2 separate regions of the Homo sapiens genome follow, and region 1 is linked to region 2. Evidence: read pairs that join two places in POLR2A ChIA-PET (ENCODE). Cell type or tissue: HCT116. All regions are shown on one strand. Each heading gives the region's core, and the rest is flanking DNA. Links, peaks and the distances in the headings are about the cores only.

The links. Peaks named below come from ENCODE experiments on the same cell type or tissue, not always from the same donor. Only the 100,000 strongest peaks of a DNase experiment are listed, where the experiment ranks them.
Region 1: POLR2A ChIA-PET joins it to region 2 with 11 read pairs; 12 of 35 experiments call an interaction of 5 or more read pairs at or near these places.

Annotation. Positions count from the first base shown.
Region 1 is chr19:38,682,827-38,690,826 of GRCh38, forward strand. All of the region lies in intron 1 of ACTN4 (actinin alpha 4), which reads left to right. Among named protein-coding and RNA genes, the nearest start is that of ACTN4, 39 kb to the left of the region's middle. RefSeq lists enhancers at 513-1,296, 1,840-1,979, 3,150-3,209. In HCT116, for the core only: CTCF peaks have their summits at 3,127 and 3,777; DNase peaks (open chromatin) are centred at 945, 1,445, 1,715, 3,115 and 1 weaker place; H3K4me3 peaks cover 4,188 bases; H3K27ac peaks cover 7,946 bases.
Region 2 is chr19:38,817,305-38,826,854 of GRCh38, forward strand. ECH1 (enoyl-CoA hydratase 1) reads right to left here. Exons shown (of 10, transcript NM_001398.3): 4 at 147-271; 5 at 12-60. LOC124904712 (a long non-coding RNA gene) reads left to right here and starts at 5,536. Exons shown (of 2, transcript XR_007067252.1): 1 at 5,536-6,093. RefSeq lists an enhancer at 6,869-7,426. In HCT116, for the core only: no CTCF peak of the experiment used is centred there; a DNase peak (open chromatin) is centred at 5,508; H3K4me3 peaks cover 1,662 bases; H3K27ac peaks cover 1,931 bases.

The DNA.
Region 1 (8,000 bases), core at 1-8,000, 140 kb before region 2:
CCCCTGGTTGGCTCTTTCTACTTATTCAGCCTCAAATGTCATCTCCACTGAGAGGCCTTTCCTGACCTGCTGAGCTTGATTCCCTCCCCTCCCCAGTCACATTACTCCGTGTTATGGTACCCATCCCTGTCTCCTTAGCTTGTTTTTGTCTGTATTGGCTCTTCCACTAGACTGTAAGTTGCATGAGGGCAGGGATGTCTGTTTAATCCCAGTGCTCAGGATAGTGTATGGCTCGTGATAGATGCCTAGTACATTTTAAAATGAGAACGAATGAAGTTTGGGAGAGGCTCAGAGCAGTGAGTCTCCCCCTTGTTGGGGGACTGGGGAGTGCCTGGGAGGGGCTATCTGGTGCCAGCGGTTTGGAGTGGCTGGGATGACTCTGGAATCCTGTGAGGCCCAGTCAGTTTCTTTGGTTCTCATGCAGTGCAGTGCCCTCAGACCTAACCATTTTGTTCCGTGCTGGCTTGAAAGGGTCTGCCTCCCTCCCAGTGCAGCCCCTGCCTCTCCTCTTTCTCGCCCCCCGCCCTCCTCCAGAGAAAGCAGGTGGTGAGGGCTCTCTAACCCAGACAGGACTTGCTGTTCAGCCCCAGCTTGAAATTGATTTCCTCCAGCCCTCCTTGAGCCAGGCCCCGTGAACAGAGGAGGGGTCTGAGCCAGGCCTCCTAGGCCATTGGTGGGAGGGAGAATGAGACAGCCATTTGGCCCACAGGCCACCAACTTTTCCCCCCCTTCTCTAAAAGACACACAATGGCAGTTGGGCTGCACCTTTGTGAGTCACCGGTGATAGCCCATCATAAATTGTTATTTCCTATATTTCCAGAGCAGCTTTATCGGGCGTTGCCTGTGCAGTCCGGGAACCGATTTGGTATGGGGTCAGTTAACATGCTGTCTTGTTGAAATCTGTCATCATGCCCATATAAGGCAAACTCCTTGGATTACTTTTTACCTTGGCAGAATCACAGGAATGTCAAGGTAACCAGGCCACCTCAGCATAGCTCTGATTCTCACCCGGTCACCTGACTTGCCCGCCCTCCCCCATGACTCACCCAGTGGCTCAGCATGGGGCCTGCTGCACTGTGGCTGCTGGAATCTGCCAAGGACCTCCTGGGACTGCCCTTGGTTTTGTGTCTTCCTTAGAGTAGATCAAATGAGAGGAACCATGTGAAGTAGCTCACACAGGGCCTAACAGAGCAAACACAAGACGTGGAAAGCAGACTTGGTGAGGCTTGAGTTTAGTTTGGGGGTTGCGGGGGTCCCAGCTCTGCTGCTTAACAGCCCTGTGGCCATGGGTATATCCCCCAGCATTCAGAGCCTTATCTGTAAAATTAGAGCACGCAGAACAAACCCTGGTACACACTAAGTGCTCAATAAATGTGAGTCATTTGTGTAATTATAGTAGGGTAGGCCTTATGCCCCACCCAGTCATAAAAATGCCTCTTGCTGTTGTTGGTTCAGGCTCAGCCCCTTAGTGGCTTTCATGGGGCAGGTTGACATGGTACCCAGAGTCCTCCTCGGTCCTCTTCCCATGGTGTAGTGAGAGCACTCAGGACCACCTAGGCCTTTCCTAGAAAACTGAACCCACACCTTCCCAGTGCTGCCCCACCCTGGTCCCCCACCCCCTGCAGGACAAACCACTCCTCCCTTGTTTTGGGGCCAGGAGTCAGATCTGCCCCTGAGAGCAGCAGGGGCCCCTTTGTCCTTTGACGTCATACCCACACCGCTCCTGGAGACAGCCACCCCTTCATGCCAGCCCCAGGAAGGCTTGTAGGTGGGGCGAGCCAGGGTGAGAGTGTAGCCCTGTTCCTCGGCCAGGGCAGATGTTTCACCATTTTTAATGGAGCAATTATGAGTCAGAGGTTTCAGTCTCTACTGGTTCCTCCCGATCCTATAATTACTCTTTGGCTATAGAATCCTATTTTGATCTCTTCTTTTCTTTTCTCTTCTTTCTCTCTCTGTGGTCATGGTCAGGTTTTTCTTTTTTTAAATCCTCCCAAGACACTGCTAATGTTGTCTGTCTCATGCATCCAAGGAATCTGAGATGGACTGAATATTGTCAAGGGAAAAAAAAAGAGACCCCCAAATCCAGAGTGATTTCTTAACCCACCCAAATGGCTTTTTGTTTGTTTGTTTGTTTGTTTGAGACGGAATCTCGCTCTTTAGCCAGGGTGGAAGGCAGTGGCGTGATCTCAGCTCACTGCAACCTCTGCCTCCTGGGTTCAAGCGATTCTCCTGCCTCAGACTCCCAAGTAGCTGTGATTACAGGCACATGCCACCAAGCCCAGCTAATTTTTGTATTTTTAGTAGAGATAGGGTTTCACCATGTTGACCGGGATGGTCTCGAACTCCTGACCTCGTGATCCACCCACCTTGGCCTCCCAAAGTGCTAGGATTACAGGTGTGAGCCACCGTGCTTGGCCAACCCACCCAAATTGTGTACCCTACACCATCCTAGTGCTTGGGAGCCAACACCCACTCACAGGAGGCTAAGGGCAAGTTTAGGTAACTCTTAACACCACGAATTAGTTGCCTGCTGGCAAACTTCAAACTCCAAGCCTGAAATTTCTGGTTGGAGTCACCTCCCAGATGGACTCAGGGATTCATTCACCCCCTCATCCAGTGCTCACGGAGCCTCTGTGAGGTGCAGGCCTGGAGAGGAGCCCTGTGGCCTCAGCAAAGGGCAGGCAGGCTGGTGAGCACCCAACCTCTGGATCGAGGGGACTCAATTATGCGGATAAAGGCCCCTAATCCTCTCAGTGCTCCAAACTCACTCTGCTTCTGAAAGGGATCTTCGTACCCTGGGTTCAGAGAGTAGGAAGCCCGCAGGGACCGAGTATGCATGAAACAAGCCCAAGTCTGTGGGGGCTGTACATGGTCAAGATCACAGATTTCCAGACCAAGCCAGCTCCACCCTAGCTGGGATGCCCACCCTGAGACACCCCTCTCTGCTTTCACTGGAATAGGATGGCCCTGACTTGGCCGGGTGGACTGTTGAATCAGAGCCTCTCAAAACAGGAAAAAGGAAAAGGATCACCAAGCAGGAGTTTCAGTTGTCAAAGACAAAACCCTTACCACGATTAAAGATTACTCCAGGGCCTCGCATATTCACCCTTCCACCAGCAGGGCCCAGTTTACGGATCATTTGAATACTAGCAAAAAAACAAGCCATCTGCTGGAGAGATTGAACAGAGGGAGAAACAGGAGTGTTTGCCCTGCTTCCAGACACCCCTTTCCTGTGGCAGTTCCTGCACCTGGCAAGATCTACTGGGGAATTCCCGGGGTCCCACTAGCTCAGGACGGGTGTGTAGCACTTGCCTAAATAACAATCCCATCAGTGCCCTGTCTGACCTTTTCTCCCCAAATGCCAAAGGCCTCTTGTCTGGATGAACAAATCCCTGGGCGGATTTGTCCAGACTAAAACGTTAATTCTAAAGACTGGGCCCCTTAGGCACTCGCTAAGATTCCAGGCCACACTGTCTCAAGGCCAGAATTGGCTTACTTGGCTATCTTTTTGAAAGATCAAAGTTTAAACCAGATGATCTGTAGTCCCCCACCCCCACCCTGAAACCTGAGCTTAGCTGTAAGCATTGAAAGTAAATGGGGTGTTTGTAGCTCACCCTCCCTGTTCTCCAGGTGAAGGGCCCCGTGTGCCTGATCATTTCATAGCAAAATGCTAGATGGGGCCAGAGGAGGCCCCAGCCTCTGCTGCTGCCCTAATTTTAAAACTGCCTTTTGGGAGTGTAAGTTTCCTCTGTTAAAGGTAGTTATTTCAAGGTAGGCCTCACCATCTCCTCCTCCTGGTGAGAAGCTCTGCCTGGAGGGCTGAGCACTGCCTCCCGCTCTGTGGGCCCCACCTGCCTTGGGTTGAGACCTATCTCTTCCTGGACTCTGTGTGGGGAGTGCAGGCTCTTCCCCTTGGGGAGAACCCAGTTCTTTGACGTATAATCTGAGTGGTTTGGGTTGGTTGGTTGGTTGGTTGGTTGGTTTCCCATGTGTGGGATGGCTCCGGAAGTCTGTTTGAGAACAGAGGCAGGCTCAGATGGGAGCAGCTCCTACCCCGGGCCGCCTATCCCCCTTTACCCTGGGGTTTCTTTTAGCTCCAAGCATCCATTCCAGTCTAACAAATCTGGTGGCAGAGTCTCTTTTTTTTTTTTTTTTGAGACAGAGTCTCACTCTGTTGCCCAGGCTGGAGTACAGTGGCACAATCTCGGCTCACTGCAGCCTCCGCCTCCTGGGCTCAAGCGATTCTCTTGCCTCAGCCTCCTGAGTATCTGGGATTACAGGCGTGTGCCACCACGTCTGGCTAATTTTTCTGTATTATTAGTAGAGACGGCTGGTCTCTACTAATAGTTCAAGACGGCTGGTCTTGAACTCCTGACCTCAAATGATCCACCTGCCTCAGCCCCCCCAAAGTGCTGGGATTACAGGCGTGAGCCCCTGCACCCAGCCCCTCTGGTTCTACTGAGACCTCAGATCTTTCATTTATGGAACAAGGGGGTTGGATTAGATTGTTCGCTCTCAGCCCTCACTTCATGTTAGACTCACTAGGTGGACTTTGTCAAATGTCATTGCCCAGGGCCCACCTTGAGGGAATCTGTCTCATTTTGCCTGTGGTGAAATTCAGGTATTTTTAAAAAGCTCCCAGGTCCCATACATCTATTGTCAATTGATTTTCAACAAGGGTGCAGGACCATTCAATGGGGGAAAGAATAGTGTTTTCAACAAATAGTGCAGGAACAACTATTAATAGATACCCATCTGCAAAGAATGAAGTTGAACCTTTACCTCACACCATATACAAAAATTAACTCCAAACGGATCAGATACCTAAATGTAAGAGCTAAAACTGTAAAACTCTTAGAAGAAAACACAAGTGTAAATCTCATGACCTTGGGTTAGGCAATGGTTATTAGATATGACAGCAGAAACACAACCGAAGAAAAATAGATAAATCAGACTGTTTCAAAACTGGAAACTTTTTGCTTCAAAGGACACTATTAAAGTAAAAGGACAACCCGCAGAATATTTACAAATTGTATATCTGATAAGGGTCTACTGTCCAAAATGTATAAAGGACTCTTAAATTCAACAGTAAAAAGACACACCAGTTAAAAATGGGCAAAGGATTCAAATAGACACTTCTCCAAAGAAGATCTACAAATGGTCAATAAGCACATGAAAAGGTGTTCGATGTCATTACTAATTAGGGCAAATCAAAACCATAACCACTACAAATGGTCAATAAGCACATGAAAAGGTGTTCAATGTCATTACTAATTAGGGCAAATCAAAACCATAACGTGGTTGGGCCTGGTGGCTCATGTCCATAATTCCAACATTTTTGGAGGTAGAAGTGGGAGGATGGCTTGGGGCCACGAATTGGAGACCAGCCTGGGCATCATAGTGAGACCCTGCCTCTACAGAGAATTAAAATAAAAAATTAGGCCGGGTATGGTGGCTCATGCCTGTAATCCTAGCACTTTGGGAGGCCGAGGCGAGTGGATCACCTGAGGTCAGGAGTTTGAGACCAGCCTGGCAAACATGGTGAATGAAACCTTGTCTCTACCAAAAAAAAAAAAAAAAAAAAACCCACAAAAATTAGCTGGACATGGTGGTGGGCGCCTGTTGTCCCAGCTAGTGGGGAGGCTGAGGTGGGAGAATCGCTTGAACCTGGGTGGGAGAGGTTGCATTGAGCCGAGATCACGCCATTGCACTCCAGCCTGGGCAACAGGGTGAGACCCTGTCTCTAAATAATAATAAAAATGAGAAATTGGCCAGGTGTAGTAGCATATTCCTGGGAGGCTGAGGTGGGCAGATTGCTTGAGCCCAGGAGTTCAAGGCTGCAGTGAGCTATGATGACACCACTGTACTCCAGCCTGGGCAACAGAGTAAGACCCCAACCCTAAAACAAAAAAAAACAGAAAACCACAATGAGATACCACTGCACACCCACCATGATGGCTATAATCAGAAAGTCAGATAATAAGTATTGACTAGGATGGGAGAAATCAGAACCCTCACATTGCTGGTCAAAGTGTAATGTGGTGCAGCTTCTTGGGAAAACAGTCTGGCAGTTCCTCAAAATTTAAACATGTTTTGTATTTTTAGTAGAGACGGGGTTTCACCATGTCACCCAGGCTGGTCTTGTCTCAGCCTCCCAAAGTGTTGGAATTACAGGCATGAGCCACCACGCCCAGCCAAGTTCCTCAAATTTTTAAATATAAGAGGTATCATATGACTCAGCAATTTTACTCCTAGGTATATGCCCAAGGCAGTTGAAAACATGTCCACATAAAACTTGTACATGAATATTCACGGTGGTGCTAATATCCAAAAGATAGAAGCAACACAAATAATGCCCATCAGCCAATGAATTGATAAATAAAATGTGGTATATCCATACAATGGAATGTTATTCAGACAGGAACGAAGTACTGGTACATGCTACAACATGGCTGAACCTTGAAAACATGCTAAGGAGAAGCCAAACTCAAAGATCATATACCATATGGTTCCACTTATATGAAATGCCCAGAATAGGTAAATTGCAAGAGACGAAAGAAAGGTAGGTTAGTGGTTGCCAGGGGCTGGGGGCTGGGTAGGAGGGAAGTGGGGTTGGAGAGTAACTGTACCAGTTTTGCGGTGGTAGACATGTTCCTTGTATTTTTGGTTTTTTGTTTTGTTTTGTTGTTTTGAGATAAGGTCTCACTGTCGCCCAGGCTAGAGTGCAGTGGCGCTGTCATAGCTCACTGTAGCCTCGAATTCCCAGGCTTAAGTGTTCCTCCCACCTCAGCCTTCTGAGTAGCTGGGACTACAGGCAAGAGTCACCATACCCAGTTAATTTTTAATTTTTTTTTTCTTTTTCTTTGAGATGGAGTCTCGCTCTGTTGCCCAGGCTGGAGTGCAGTGGCGCGATCTTGGCTCATTGCAACCTTTGCCTCCCGGGTTCAAGCGATTCTCCTGCCTCAGTCTCCTGAGTAGCTGGAACTACAGGCGTGCGCCACCATGCCCGGCTACTTTTTGTATTATTAGTTAGAGACGAGGTTTCACCATGTTGGCCATGAGAGACAGGACTAGCTGGATTTCCTAGGCCGACTAAGAATTGCTAAGCCTAGCTGGGGAAGGTGATCGCACCCACCTTTAAACACCGGGCTTGTAACTCAGCTCACACCTGACCAATCAGGCAGTAAAGAGGGCTCATTAAAATACCAATTAGGTTAAAAGCAGGAGGTAAAGAAATAGTCAAATCATCTATCATCTGAGAGCACAGGAGGAGGGACAATGATTGGGATATAAACCCCAGGCATTTGAGGCGGGAGTGGGCCACCCCCTTTGGTTCCCCTCCCACTGTATGGAAGCTCTGTTTTCACTCTATTAAATCTTGCAACTGCACACTCTTCTGGTCCACGTTTGTTTTGGCTTGAGCTGAGCTTTCGCTCACCATCCTTCACTGCTGTTCACCGCCATCACAGACCCACTGTTGACTTCCACCCCTCCGGATCCAGCAGGGTGTCTGCTGCATTTCTGATCCAGCGAGGCGCCCATTGCTGCTCATTCGGGCTAGAGGCTCGCCATTGTTCCTGTGCGGCTCAGTGCTCGAGTTTGTCCTAATCGAGCTAAACACTAGTCGCTGGGTTCCATGGTTCTCTTCCATGACCCACGGCTTCTAATAGAGCTATAACACTCACTGCATGGCCCAAGGTTCAATTCCTTGGAATCCGTGAGGCCAAGAATGTTAGGTCAGAGAACAAAAGGCTTGCTGCCATCTTGGGAGCAGCCACTACCAACTTGGGAGCTCTAAGAACAAAGACCCACCGGTAACAGCCAGGCTGGTCTTGAACTCCTGACCTCGTGATCTGCCCGCCTTGGCCTCCCAAAGTGCTGGGATTACAGGCGTGAGCCACCTTGCCTAGCCTTGTTCTGGAATTAGTGGTGATTGTTGCACGATCTTGTGAATATACTAAAACTCCCTGAATTTTATGTAAAAGGGTGAATTTTTTGGT
Region 2 (9,550 bases), core at 604-8,603:
CGCAGACTCACCTCCGCCAATGCAGCCCCCATGGACGGCAGCAATCACGGGCTTGGGGCACTGAGAGGGAACAGGAAGAGTGGGGTCAGGGCTGGCCCAGGGGAGGCGCGTATGGAGAAAGATCCCCTCCAGACCCCTAGAGTCACCCTCTCGATGACGTTGAAGGTCTCCTGGTATCGAGTGATGATGTCACGGAGGTACCAGCTGATCCGGGCCACATCATCTCCTTTGGGCTGCAGGATGTCCGAAGCCATGTCCATCAGGTCAATACCTGGTGAGAAGGCATGATGGAGCTCATCCAGGCTCCCAGGCCCCACCCATTGACTCAACCAGGGATCAGAACCCAGGCACAGCAGGTTCGAACCCCCAAACCACCAAGGCGGAAAAAAAACAACTCACACAGGACTTGGTGAGGGATTGATTGCATGTTGGGTGGGAAGGAAATAAAAGCTAATATTTGTGGAGTCATTACTCACAGAATCCTCACAGCAACCGTACCAGCTAGGTCCTATTACTATTTGTGTTACCAATGGGTAAACTAAGGCACAGAGAGGTTAAGCACTTGCCCAAGGGGGTCACACTGGCTGGTGAGTAGTGAGTAATGAACTATTTAAATTAACTCATTAATGTTTTTAGAGACAGGGTCTCACTCTGTTATACCAGCTAGAGTGCAGTGGCACGATCATGGCTCACTGCAGCCTCGAACTCCCAGGTTCAAGCAATCCTCCCACCTCAGCCTCCTGAGTGGCTGGGACTGTGCCGAGGCTGCTCTTGAACTCCTGGGCTCAAGCGATCCTCCCACCTTGGCATCCCAAAGCACTGGGATTACACGTGTGAGCCACCATGCCGCATCAGAAGTAGGATTTTAAAATCTGGAACCATGCAGCTGGCTCCAGAGGCCATGCTTTTCCCCAAGATGCCAGACAGCCTGGGACTCAAGGTCTGCAGCGTGAGCAATGCAGTCAATGGTGGTGATGTTTCCTGAGATGAGAAACATCTCACGATGCAGCAATTTCTGTGGCTCCAACTTCAAGATGATCCTGAATCTGACCTTTCCTGCATCAGTTGTTCTCCATGAGCCCACCCTGCTCTCCCTGTTTCCACCTGTGTCCCCAGTCTATTCCCTACAGGCAGCCAGGGGAAGCCAGTGGACACCTTCTTGGGTCAGATCCTCTTTTTTTTTATTTTATTTTTTTTATTTCAGACAGAGTCTCGCTCTTGTCGCCCAGGCTGGAGTGCAGTGGCAGGATCTCGGCTCAATGCAACCTCCGCCTCCCGGTTCAAGTGATTCTCCTACCTCAGCCTCCCAAGTAGCTGGGATTACAGGCGCCCACCACCATGCCCGGCTAATTTTTGTATTTTTAGTAGAGACGGGGTTTTGCCATGTTGGCCAGGCTAGTCTCAAACTCCTGACCTTGTGATCCACCCACCTCGGCCTCCCAAAGTGCTGGGATTACAGGCGTGAGCCACCGTGCCCGGCCCAGACCCTCTTTTTCCCACCTGTGGCTCTTAGAACAAAATGGAACGTCCTTGTCATGACTACCCTGCATGAACACTGTTCCCAACCTGTTACTTTGGGCACACTGGCCTCCAACTCTGTGTGTGTGTGTGTGTGTGTGTGTGTGTGTGCACTGTTCCCAACCTGTTACTTTGGGCACACTGGTCTCCAACTCTGTGTGTGTGTGTGTGTGTGTGTGTGTGTGTGCGGGCACGTGCATTTGAGCCCAGGAGTTGGAGGCTGCGGTCAGCTATGATCGCACCACTGCACTCCAGCCTGGGCGACAGAGCAAGACCCTGGCTCAAAAATAAAAAATAAAAAGAAAAGAAAATGGCAGGACAGAGAGGTGAAAAGACAAGTGGAAATAGGATCCAGATCACTGCCTGAGGGCTGTGCAGTGGTACAGAATCTTCTCATTGAGAAGGTGACCTTGAGTAAAGACCCAGAGGAGAGGGAGGGAGCCAAGGACCTTTGGGCTGACAACCATCCCTCCCTCTTCAACAGCCACAGACTGACTCCTTCACTTCCTTCAGCTATAGCTCAAAGGTCACCTCCTAGAGAGGCCCTCCCTGGCCAACCTGGCTCAACGATGGCCCCATCCCCCGCATCCTGACCCCGCCTTACCTCCGGGCTGCACAGCTGCTATCCTATAATTAGGTCCTTATCTGCTTGAGGGTCTGACTCCCTTTCTAGAATGTGAGCTCTGAGAACACAGGAGTTTTTGTCTTTCTGTCCACTGCTGCATCCCCTGGGCCTAGCACAGGGCCTGGCGCACACGAGCTGCTCAATAAATGATCAATACAGACAACAGTCCCTGTCCTCATGGGGAGGCAAACAAATGAATAAAAAAGTATATTTTGGGGCTGGGCGTAGTGGCTCACACCTGCAATCCCAGCACTTTGGAAGGCAGAGGCAGGAGGATGGCTTGAGGCTAAGATTTTGAGAACAGCCTGGGCAACATTGCAAGACCTCTTCTCTACAAACAATGAAAAAATTAGCTGCACATGAGGCTGGGCATGGTCACCTGTAATCCCAGCACTTTCGGAGGCTGAGGTGGGCGGATCGTTTGAGCCCAGGAGTTGCAGGCTGCGGTCAGCTATGATCGCGCCACTGCACTCCAGCCTGGGCGACAGAGCAAGACCCTGGCTCAAAAATAAAAAATAAAAAGAAAAGAAAATGGCAGGACAGAGAGGTGAAAAGACAAGTGGAAATAGGATCCAGATCACAGCCTGAGGCCAAAGTCCCCCTTACTTTTTTTTTTTTTTTTTTTTTTTTTGAGATGTAGTCTCACTCTATCGCCCAGGCTGGCGTGTAGTGGCGCGATCTCGGCTCACTGCAAGCTCCGCCTCCTGGGTTCACGCCATTCTCCTGCCTCAGCCTCCCTAGTAGCTGGGACTACAGGCGCCTGCCACCATGCCCGGCTAATTTTTTACATTTTTAGTAGAGACGGGGTTTCACTGTGTTAGCCAGGATAGTCTCCATTTCCTGACCTCGTGATCCGCCTGCCTCAGCCTCCCAAAGTGCTGGGATTACAGGTGTGAGCCACGGCGCCCGGCAATCCCCCTTACTTTTAACCAGCATGCCAGCTACTCAGATGACAGACATTTAGCAGCTAAGAGCAAGGACTCTATAGCCAGGCAGCATGAGTTCCAAAATCCCAGCTCTGCCACTTACAAGCTGTGATTATTGGGTAAGTTTCTTGCTCTCTGGATCTGTTTCACCTTTAAATGGGGCTTATAGCAGAACCTGTCTTGTGGACTGTGATTAGAATTAATATGTTTAACGTGCTTAGAAAGGGGCGTCACACACCATGAGTGCTACATAATTGTGGCCACCTTTTTCTTTCTCTAATTAGTAGTTCTACTCTATCACTGGGTCACTGCATGACCTGCCGTTTCTTCCTTCTGGCCTTCGGGGTCTTGCTGCTGAAAATAAGATAAGACGGCCACATTCAGCTGGGAGCTGAAAGATGAAGGACCTGGGCCCGGCACAGCCACAAAAAAGCCCCATTTTTCTGTTCTCAGACATGATCTCTATGAGAGCAAGGGGTCAGGAATCGGGGCTGCTTCCCGTTTCCACATCTGCAGCACCCAGGAGGGGGCTCTGGCACTGGACTGTGTCACTGAATGTTTGTCAAATGAATGAACAAATGAACAAGAGGAGGAACAGAGGGAGATGCAGAAAGAAAGCAGGAGGCTGGGTGCGGTGGCTCATGCCTGTGATCCCAGCACTTTGGGAGGCTGAGGCAGGAGGATCGCTTTAGATCAGGGGTTCGAGACCAGCCTGGGCAACATAGCAAGCCCTGCCTCTACAAAAAGTGAAAAAACTTGCTGTGCATGGTGGTGCACACCTGTGGTCCCAGCTACTTGAGGGGCTGAAGTGGGAGGATGAGGGGAGGTGGTAGGGGCTGAGGTGGGAGGGGTTGAGCTCAGGAGGTGGAGGCTGCAGTGAGCTGAGATTGCTCCACTGCATTCCAGCCTGGGTGACAGAGGGAGACCCTGTCTCAAAAATGAAAGAAAGAGAGAGAGAAGGAAGTGAGAGGTGACAGCATGCTGGCAGCCCTTGCTCGCTGGCCTCAGAGCCCACTCTGGCCATGCTTGAGGAGCCCTTCAGCCTGCTGCTGCACTATGGGAGCCCCTCTCTGGGCTGGCCAAGATCGGAGCCGGCTCCCTCTGCTTGCAGGGAGGTGTGGAGGGAGAGGCGCGGGCGGGAACCCAGGCTGCACGCAGTGCTCTCCGGCCAGCGCAAGTTCCGGGTGGGTGTGAGCTCGGCGACCCCGCACTCGGAGTGGTGGGCCGGCGCCACCTGCCCTGAGCAGTGAGGGGCTTAGCACCTGGGCCAGCAGCTGCGGAGGGTACACCGGGTCCCCCAGCAGTGCCGGCCCGCTGGTGCTGCACTCGAATACTTGCCGGGCCTCAGCTGCCTCCCTGTGGGGCAGGGCTTGGGACCTGCAGCCTGCCATGCCCGAGCCTCCCCCCGCCGCCGTGGGCTCCTGCACAGCCCGAGCCTCCCCGAGGAGCGCCACCCCCTGCTCGGCGGCGCCTGGTCCCATCAACTGCCCAAGGGCTGAGGAGTGCTCCGCCTGCGGCCCTGGTGCAGGATCCACTGGGTGAAGCCAGCTGAGCTCCTGAGTCTAGTGGGGATTTGGAGAACATTTATGTCTAGCTGAGGGACTGTAAATGCACCAATCAGCACTCTGTATCTAGCTAATCTGGTGGGGACTTGGAGAACGTTTATGTCTAGCTAAGGGATTGTAAATACACCAATCAGCACTCTGTTTCTAGCTCAAGGTTTGTAAATGCACCAATCAGCACCCTGTGTCTAGCTCAAGGTTTGTAAATGCACCAATCAATGCTCTGTGTCTAGCTCATCTGGTGGGGACTTGGAGAAACTTTATGTCTAGCTAAGGGATTGTAAACAACCAATCAGCACTCTGTGTCTAGCTCAAGGTTTGTAAATGCACCAATCAGCACCCTGTGTCTAGCTCAAGGTTTGTAAATGCACCAATCAGCACTCTGTATCTAGCTAATCTGGTGGGGACTTGGAGACTCTTTATGTCTAGCTAAGGGATTGTAAACAACCAATCAGCACTCTGTGTCTAGCTCAAGGTTTGTAAATGCACCAATCAGCACCCTATGTCTAGCTCAAGGTTTGTAAATGCACCAATCAGCACTCTGTATCTAGCTAATCTGGTGGGGACTTGGAGAATCTTTATGTCTAGCTAAGGGATTGTAAATACACCAATCAGCACTGTGTGTCTAGCTCAAGGTTTGTAAATACACCAATCAGCACCCTGTGTCTAGCTCAAGGTTTGTAAATGCACCAATCAGTGCTCTGTGTCTAGCTAATCTAGTGGGGACTTGGAGAAGTTTTGTGTCTAGCTCAGGGATTGTAAACGCACCAGTCAGCACCCTGTCAAAATGGACCAATCAGCTCTCTGTAAAACAGACCAATCAGCTCTCTGTAAAACGGACCAACCAGCAGGATGTGGGTGGGGACAGATAAGGGAATAAAAGCAGGCTGTCCGAGCCAGCAGTGGCAACCCACTCACGTCCCCTTCCATGCTATGGAAGCTCTGTTCTTTTGCTCTTTGCAATAAATCTTGCTGCTGCTCACTCTTTGGGTCCACACTGCCTTTATGAGCCATAACACTCACCGCGAAGGTCTGCAACTTCTCTCCAGAGGCCAGCAAGACCACGAACCCACTGGGAGGAATGAACAACTCCGGACGGGAGGAACGAACCACTCTGGACGCACCGCCTTAAGAGCTATAACACTCACTGCGAAGGTCTGCAGCTTCATTCCTGAAGCCAGCGAGACCACGAACCCACCAGAAGGAAGAAACTCTGAACACACCCAAACATCAGAAGGAACAAACTCCGAACACATCAGAAGGAACAAACTGCGGACATGCCGCCTTTAAGAACTGTAACACTCACCACGAGATTCTGCGGCTTCATTCTTGAAGTCAGTGAGACCAAGAACCCACCAATTCCGGATACATTTTGGTGACCCAGATGGGACTATTACCTATCGCCAAGCGGTGAGACCACTGCCTATCGCTGAGCGGTGAGACTATCACCTATCGCCAAGCAGTGAGTACCACTGGACCCCTTTCACTTGCTATTCTGTCCTATTTTTCCTTAGAATTTGGGGGCTAAATACCAGGCACCTGTCTGCCAGTTAAAAGTGACTAGCATGGCCGCTGGACTAAAGACATGGGTGTCAGGCTTTCTGGGAAAGGGCTCTCTAACAACTCCCGACTCTTTGGAGTTGGGAGCGTTGGTTTGCCTAGAACCAGCTTCTGCTTTTCCTGTACTTCTGGGCTGAGCCGAGGGTCGACAGAGAGGAAAGCCATGCAGCTCTAGGGTCCCGACAAGACAACAAGTTCGTTGACCCTGCAGCCATGAGCGGAACACTCAAAGGCATGTCGCCCAAGCGAGACTCGCCCATCTATCCTATCTATCCTGACTCTTGCCCCCGGGTCCTAATGCCTGCCAGACAAACTTCCTCTCACCTCTCTTCTCCGAGTTTAGTCCTGCTTCTAAAATTTGCTGTCTCTGGTGCTTTTCTAGTTTCTCCTATAAGAACGACTTCTAGAACTCTGTTACATTCTTTAGGCACCCAGGCTCACCAATCAGAAAGACATAATTTTTGCCCAAAGCCCTGTCATAGTGGCGACTACCTGGAATTTTACGATCCCTCCTCAGACTAACAGGCCTAACAAAGGTATTCCTGAAGCTAGGATATGGGGAGCCTCAGAAATTGTAGCTTTCCTATTCATATAAGTGAGGACAAAAGGTGTCACTCTTCCAACCCTGGAGATCCCTTCCCTCCCTCAGGGTATGGCCCTCCACTTCATTTTTGGGGCATAACATCTTTATAGGACAGGGGTAAAGTCCCAATACTAACAGGAGAATGCTTAGAACTCTAACAGGTTTTCAAGAATGCGTCGGTAAGGGCCACTAAATCCGACCTTCCTTGGTCCTCCATGTGGTCTGAGAGGAAAACTAGTGTTTCTGCTGCTGCGTTGATGAGCACAACTATTCCGATCAGCAGGGTACAGGGACTGTTGCAGTTTCTTGGGCAGGGGGAGAAACAAAACAAACCAAAACCGCGGGTGGTTTTGTCTTTCAGATGGGAAACATTCAGCCATCAACAGGCTCACCCTTGAAATGCATCCTAAGCCGTTGGGACCAATTTGACCCATAAACCCTGAAAAAGAGGAGGCTCATTTTTTTTCTGCACTATGGCCTGGCCCCAGTATTCTCTCTCTGATGGGGAAAAATGGCCACCTGAGGGAAGTACAAATTACAATACTATCCTGCAGCTTGACCTTTTCTGTAAGAGGGAAGGCAAATGGAGTGAAATACCTTATGTCCAAGCTTTCTTTTCATGGAGGGAGAATACACAACTATGCAAAGCTTACAATTTACATCCCACAGGAGGACCTCTCAGCTTACCACCATATCCTAGCCTCCCTATAGCTCCCATTCCTATTAATGATAATCTTCCTCTAATCTCCCCTGCCCAGAAGGAAATATGCAAAGAAATCTCCAAAGGACCACAAAACCCTCCTGGCTATTGGTTATGTCCCCTTCAAGCTGTAGGGGGAGGGGAATTTGGTCCCACCCGGGTACATGTCCCCTTCTCCATCTCTGATTTAAAGCAGATCAAGGCAGACCTGGGGAAGTTTTCAGATGATCCTGATAGGTACATACATGCCCTACAGGGTCTAGGGCAAACTTTCGACCTCGCTTGGAGAGATGTCATGCTACTGTTAGATCAAACCCTGGCCTTTAATGAAAAGAATGCAGCTTTAGCTGCAGCCTGAGAGTTTGGAGATACCTGGAATCTTAATCAAGTAAATGATAGAATGACACCTGAAGAAAGGGACAAATTCCCTATCGGTCAGCAAGCCATCCCCAGTATGGATCCCCACTGGGACCTTGACTTAGATCATGGGGACTGGAGTCGTAAACATCTGTTGACCTGTGTTCTAGAAGGACTAAGGAGAATTAGAAAAAGCCCATGAATTATTCAATGATGTCCACCATAACTCAGGGAAAGGAAGAAAATCCTTCTGCCTTCCTCGAGCAGCTATAGGAGGCCTTAAGAAAATATACTCCCCGGTCACCCGAATCACTCAAGGGTCAATTGATTCTAAAAGATAAGTTTATTATCCAATCAGCCGCAGATATCAGGAGAAAGCTCCAAAAGCAAGCCCTGGGCCCTGAACAAAATTTGGAGGCATTATCAAAACCTGGCAACCTCAGTGTTCTATAATAGGGACCAAGAGGAACAGGCCCAAAAGGAAAAGTGAGATTGGAGAAAGGCCGCAGCCTTAGTTATGGCCCTCAGACTAACAAACCTTAGTGGTTCAGAGAGGACAGATAGTAGAGGCCAATCACCCGGTAGGGCTTGTTATCATGCGGTTTACTAGGACACTTTAAAAAAGATTGTCCAATGAGAAACAAGCTGCCCCCTCGTCCATGTCCACTATGCCGAGGCAATCACTGGAAGGTGCACTGCCCCAGCGGACGAAGGTTCCCTAGGTCAGAAGCCCCCAACCAGATGATCCAACAACAGGACAGAGGGTGCCCGGGGCAAGCGCCAGCTCATGTCATCACCCTCACTGAGCCCCGGGTACGTTTAACCATTGAGGGCCAGGAAACTGACTTCCTCCTGGACACTGGCGCGGCCTTCTCAGTGTTAATCTCCTGTCCTGGACGACTGTCCTCAAGGTCTGTTACCATCCGATGAATCCTGGGACAGCCTGTAACCAGGTATTTCTCCCACCTCTCAGTTGTAATTGGGAGACTTTGCTCTTTTCACATGCCTTTCTTATTATGCCTGAAAGTTCCACACCCTTATTAGGCAGGGACATATTAGCCAAGGCTGGAGCTATTATCTACATCAATATGGGGAACAAGTTACCCATTTGTTGTCCCCCTACTTGTGGAGGGAATCAACCCTGAAGTCTGGGCATTGGAAGGACAATTTGGAAGGGCAAAAAATGCCCGCCCATTACAAATCAGGTTAAAAGATCCCACTGCTTTTCCTTATCAAAGGCAATATCCCTTAAAGCCTGAAGCTCATAAACGATTACAGAATATTGTTAAACATTTAAAAGCTCCAGGCTTAGTAAGGAAATGCAGCAGTCCCTACAACACCCCAATTCTAGGAGTACAAAAACTAAATGGTCAGTGGAGACTAGTGCAAGATCTTAGACTCATCAATGAGGCAGTAATTTCTCTATATCCAGCTGTAACCAACACCTATACCCTGCTCTCTCAAATAACAGAGGCAGCAGAATGGTTCACAGTTCTAGACCTCAAGGATGCCTTCTTCTGTATTCCCCTACACTCTGACTCCCAGTTTCTCTTTGCCTTTGAGGATCCCACAGACCACACGTCCCAAATTATGTGGACGGTCTTGCCCCAAGGGTTTAGGGATAGGCCTCATCTGTTTGGTCAGGCACTGGCCCAAGATCTAGGCCACTTCTCAAGTCCAGGCACTCTGGTCCTTCAATATATGGATGATTTACTTTTG